Linked DNA regions of Homo sapiens: region 1 is linked to region 2. Evidence: chromatin loops called from intact Hi-C (ENCODE). Cell type or tissue: heart left ventricle. All regions are shown on one strand. Each heading gives the region's core, and the rest is flanking DNA. Links, peaks and the distances in the headings are about the cores only.

The links. Hi-C counts contacts between places; a loop is a spot of excess contacts. Peaks named below come from ENCODE experiments on the same cell type or tissue, not always from the same donor. Only the 100,000 strongest peaks of a DNase experiment are listed, where the experiment ranks them.
Region 1: a loop joins it to region 2, with 2.1 times the contacts of the local background. A loop is called at or near these places in 8 of 110 quality-filtered maps.

What each region holds. Positions count from the first base shown.
Region 1 is chr9:68,978,171-68,981,087 of GRCh38, reverse strand. The region is part of intron 14 of PIP5K1B (phosphatidylinositol-4-phosphate 5-kinase type 1 beta); the gene reads right to left. Among named protein-coding and RNA genes, the nearest start is that of PRKACG, 34 kb to the left of the region's middle. In heart left ventricle, for the core only: no CTCF peak of the experiment used is centred there; DNase peaks (open chromatin) are centred at 941 and 1,318; H3K27ac peaks cover 2,209 bases.
Region 2 is chr9:68,863,711-68,866,627 of GRCh38, reverse strand. It overlaps PIP5K1B (phosphatidylinositol-4-phosphate 5-kinase type 1 beta), which reads right to left. Exons shown (of 16, transcript NM_003558.4): 5 at 2,661-2,791. Among named protein-coding and RNA genes, the nearest start is that of PABIR1, 85 kb to the right of the region's middle. In heart left ventricle, for the core only: no CTCF peak of the experiment used is centred there; no DNase peak of the experiment used is centred there.

The sequences.
Region 1 (2,917 bases), core at 196-2,695, 110 kb before region 2:
GCAGCTATAACAAAATTGCTCCCTCTTTGTCCACAGATTGGCTCTAAAATTAGAAAATTGACACATAGAGTTTATAGTATTGTGACTATATAAATATTGTATACTGCCTGGCCAACAGTGAGTTAGGGTTATATTTCCCTCTCTGGGTTCAGAGTCATAATTGCTGGGTCATGCAAAGAAAAATGTTTCCCAAATCAAAGTTAAATGGAGTCTTTTTTTTGCCCCCTAAGTTTGCTTAAATTCATGCCACATTTTAGGCTGCTTCATGTTAGGAGGTTTTTGCCCTTCAGAAACTGTCATGTGGGGAAGAAACCTCAGAGAATATCCAGGCGAAGGGCAGAGGCCTTGATACAAGCTCTGCGTCTCTGATTACTGGTTACAATGCTGGGCAAGTTATGACACTGAGCTCCTGGTTCCTCATCTGTGGGTGGGAAAGATGCCCAGCCCATCTCACAAGGCCAGCAAGAGGATCAGTTTGGATAGTACAAGAGAAAGAAAGGCCAAGAGAGGGTAAAGCTCTTTGGGATAAGCAAACAGGAGTATCAACAGGACTCTTACCTCTGAGACTCTGCCTGTTTTCATGGGGCTTTGATGAGGTCTGCTTGCATAGACAGATTTATCGTAAGACCTTGGAAAGAATTCCTTTTCTGCTCTTAGTTTAGCTACCAGAACATTAACTGATAACAAATGTAGACAGGAAAGCTCTACCTGCAGAGAACACCCACAAATACAGCCTGGTCTCACTTAATGGCTGCAAAGACTTGTTTAGTACCAGAGCCACACTCTGCTTAAGGGCAAGCCCATTCCAGCGTGACCCAGGCGCTTCTGAAGTGATGGTCAAACCAACACCTTGTGCCCCACTGGGAAAAAGCTCACCTTTGGTTGGGGCAGGGAGTGGGTGAGGATACTACAGGGTGTGGAAATTCTCAAGCACTAGCACTAGCGCTCCTGCTGCAGCCTGGACAGTATCAGCGTGTGGCACATCTCATGCTCCTGCCAGGACAGAGCGGCTCCTTCATGCTCAGCCCTTGGCTGAGTGTGTGGACACATCTACAAAACCCCCCAACACGGACCCAGGGAAGTAGAAAAGCTTTGACCACAGTCACTGCACCCAGAATGCTTAGCCGCCTGCCACCATACAGGAGGCTTTCAGAGATCTGCTTGTTTCTGCCTTTCTCACTTTCAGCCCTGAGCATGGCTGCTGCTCTTCCCCACTCTCCCACTTTTGCTATTTTTAGACAAGGAGACTGCCTGTTTCTAATGAAGGCAGCAGAGCAGCAGGCTCTCTCCTGGTATCAACCGATGGCTCCCCTCCCCGCAGTGAGCACCAGAAGCAGGAAGCCTGCTGCAGGCACAGCTCAGACAGCAGCACTTAGAACCCATAGGCAGGAAGAGACTCAAACAGTGTGTTTCCAGGTTTATTCATTGTGAGGACAGAAGCCACAATGGCTCAGAGAACTGGCAGTGACTGAGCTCCTGCCATGAGCAGCCTCAGAGGTGAGAAGAGGGCCTCCTCTCCCTTTGAGGGGAGTGACTCTGTGTGTGATAGGATATAAATATAAAAAGGGTTCCTCCTTTTTAAAGAGGAACCCTCATCCAAGTTCAGGGACCTTTTTCACCGTATATCGCTATGAGATTTGTTTTTCTTTCCAATATCATACCCCAACATGTACACACACAAGCACAGGTGTAAAGCTAGCAGGCATCGTTGACTGTGATGTTTATACTGTGATGACTGTATTACACATGTTATTTCATTTACTCATTAAAAAGAACCCTGTTAGGTGAGGTCTCTGGCTATTTATTTTGTACATTTGAGTATTAAGACTATCTTGTCTCACCTCTGGTGGCATTTGGATTTGAACGTAGGTCTGACTGGAGTAACCTGTCCTACACATATTGCCTTGAGCCATCCAATCACTGCAGAAAATTAGCCCTTTCCTGTGTTTCTAAGTTATCCCCAGCAACCATGGTTCAATTATAAAAGAGAAAAAGAGATACAGAGATCCATTTCCCAATGACAAATCTATTTCTATATACAAGTCTTGATTATTTGATTTCATCAAAGGAACAAGGAATAGTTGTTAAAGCACAACAACAGAAACCTTCGACACCCCTACTCATATCATATACAGAAATTAATTTGAGATGGATCACCGACAAAATGTGAAAGTTAAACGTAGAAAGCTTCCAGGAAAAAACGAAGGAGAAAAGCCCTTCGGGTCACGTCTAAGAAGGGGCAGAAGGGAACTTGCTGGTGGGATGGGGGAATGTTCTTTATCTTGATCTGGGTGATGGTAACTTGGGTACATATTTTTCAAAATTTATGGAACTACAAAGATTTCTGCATTTTTACTATATATAAATTTTACTTTAATAATGAACTGTCAGCATAATAAACAGTATCTGCTTTTCTCCCTACAAAACTACCAATCATCCATTCAAATGTATACTGAGTGCCTACTTCATTCCAAGTGCTGGGCTTAAACCAAAAAGTAAGCAGACATGGTCAGAACACCAACTTAGGGAGCTTCCCAAAAAGTTGGGGCAACAACCTAAGTGTGCCTTATCTGATGAATGGTTAAAGCAAATGTGGTATACATATACAAAGGAAGAGTATTCATCCTTAAAAAAGAAGGAAATTCTGCCATTTGCAATAACATGGATGAACCTGGAGGACATTATGCTAAATGAAATACGCCAGACGCAAAAAGCCAAACACTGCATGAACTCATTTGTAAAATCTAAGAAAGCTGAACTCATAAAAGCAGAGACTAGAATGATAGTTACTGGTGGAAAGAAGAGGAAGTGAGGAGGTGTTGGCCAAAATGTATGCCAGATGAGGAAGTTCTGGAGATCTGAGGCACAGTGTGGTGACCATAGTTAATAATCACGTATTGTGTACTTGAGATTTGCT
Region 2 (2,917 bases), core at 330-2,829:
GTAATTGTATGCACAGTTCTCTATCGGACAATTTAAATCTAACTTAATCCAACTAAATGTGCCTACATGCAAACATCAATATCTATTTAGCCTTTCTATTTCATGCATCTATTTTAAATAGTTTTATTCTATTTTATATTTATTATGTAGTATTTTTATTACTCCATTGCATATGTGTGTAGATATATATTATATGAGTGTATATGTATACACACACACACACGTGTATCACTTAATAATTTTTAAAGTTTTTCTTATAGACTTTTACTCATTTTACACAATATTATTATAAAGAAAATGAGGGAGGTAATTTTTTTCTTTTTTTTTTTTTTGAGACAGAGTACCACCCTGTCGCCCAGACTGGAGTGCAGTGGCAGGACCTCAGCCCACTGCAACCTCTGCCTCCCAGGCTCCAGAGATTCTCCTGCCTCAGCCTCCTCCTGAGTTGCTGGGATTACAGGTGTGCACATTTATAGGCTGCAAATACTCTAAATTGCTATATTTTAAATGTGACAATGGATGCCTCTAAATAAGGGAAAGTCAGCTAGCTACTCCTCTGCCAGTGACACACCTGCTGCTGCTACCTTGGATGACAGTGAAGGCCAAAGATGCAAAGTGCTAATAGATGTCATTTTGACATTTAAGATGCTTTTAAAAAATGATTTGAGTTTTATTAGTTGTAAGAGTCGTGTAATAACTCCAAGAACAAAATTTGTTATCTACCAGAAAGATTCTCTCTCTCAAGTGGAAAGTCATGGGCGAGGCCAGTGGTTCTCAAACCTTTCTGTGCTGAGAATCACCCCGACGGCTTGTTAAAACAGATTCCTGGTTCCCACCCACAGAGTTTCTAATTCAGTTGGTCTGGGTGGAGCCCAAGAATCTGCATGTCTAGCAAGTTCCAGGTGTGCCAGTGTTTAGGATTTGGGGACCTCATGCCTGAGCCATGCTTTCCCCAAGTGCCCGTCAATGGTTGGCTGTGTTGATTGGACACTGGAAGTAGAAGAGGTCAGTCAGTGAGGATAGGGGGAGCACATGGAACGTCTTTATACCCCCACCTTCAGCTGTAATGCTCTCAGCACCCTGAGCTCACTGTCTCCACACTCCCACAGAAGTCCTCCATTTCTCCTGTTCTTTGTAGCCAAAGAACAACAAAGTTGAAATGTCTGGGTAGAGACCTTTGGAGACCATGAGAGCTCAAACAAACATCCTGCAAACACACTTACAAGCATTATGAGCCTAAAAAAATCATACCAAAAGATGAAGATAAACTCATGACCCCCTGGCTTTTAAGAGAAAAACATGTAGTTAATATACATTTTTTTTTTTTTGGAATGGTAGGCTGTTAAAAACAAACACAGAGAACATTTCCAACTATAGAAAGAAGAGTAGGATCATAAGCAAGGATTATATCTTGGGCCTTGCGGTTGTCCATTTTCTGCCTGGAATCTGGTTCTCATGGCTGCTAGAGGACCCTAGACAAGCAGACTTCAAAAGGCCAGTAGACCAACTTTATTCTGCAGCTAAGAGCATTTAAAGCAAAACGAGGTAGCTGACTTTTAAAAATTTATGGGCTCTGCTCCTTGGTGACTATGTGGGGGTTACTGCATGTCCACAAACAGGTTTTATTTTTAGGCAGTTGACACCTAGACACAGAGATAAATGTGTAAAGACAATTATTCTAAAGATACATATAGATTTTTAATAAGGTGATGAGGACACTAGTGGTAAACAAAGTGTCACTTTAGCTATGTTTACCCAAGCCTGGTAATAACATGACTTATTTTTAAGAGAAATGTTAAAATCAATTCTCACAGCTCCAAAGACAAGTCCCCAAATTGAATATCTTTATTTTTATTTTCTGGATCATTTGAAAAATCCTGTCACTTGTGGTGATACTTATTTAATGATTACTTCTTCTCTTCCTAAATGAACGTAGTAATAGAATTTTTAATTAATTAGTTTTATTGTGGTAAAATATACTCAACATAAAATTTACTATGTTAGCCACTTTTAAGTGTACAGTTTTGTGGCATTAATACATTCATATTACCATCATCCATTTCCAGATGTATTTGTTTTTAAATAATTGATCCCCTCACCCTAAAATGATGAAAGCTAGAGACAACATATATGGGTAACTTTGGTATTTTTGCAAACAGCAGGATTATCCATGTTTTCTCGAGGAAAGTTAAGTTAAAGTCATCATAAAAGAGAAGAGATAAGACTAAACTCAGATTTGAGGCCCAATTATGGGCCTACCAGCCCATGCTTTTAAATTAGGGGGAGCAAAAACCTAGCACCAGTTGCTGCTTCATGGAAGCCTTCTTTCTATAAACCCTTGGCGGACATTACTCTGTGATTACTGCACTCTTTCCCACTGAACCTCAAAATCTTTCTCCATATGGTCTTCCAGGCATTCATCACAACTAATTAGAATTAGTCCATAGATGAAACCTATTTACCATCTCCACATAAAAATTGTGAGACATCCTGATGAAACAGGAAGTAAACATCATTTGGACTGCCTTTGGCCCTGCCAAAGGCCCAATATTCACATCTGTACATATAAACATGTACATAGTAGAAAAGCCCTTCAATATGGGGTTGTCACAAAGAAGGTTCCTTAGCATGGAAATCATCACAAATAAAAATGTTCTTACCTGGGTAGGAACACACTTTCCACCACATAAAAGTCTTGCATAAGAACATCTCGTTCTGGCTTGGAAGTGAGATTACCCACTGTGTATCCTATTCCCAGCTGAATAGCACCTTTAATAGCAGATGATGCAGTCTGCAAAGAAAACAAGGGTCTCAACATTAGTCTTAACAGTCAGGGCCTTGTTCAATGGTACAGGCAACAAAACATGAGTGAGGTTCAATTCTCTTTCTTGCTCCAAAACAATGACGAGGCTGAGGT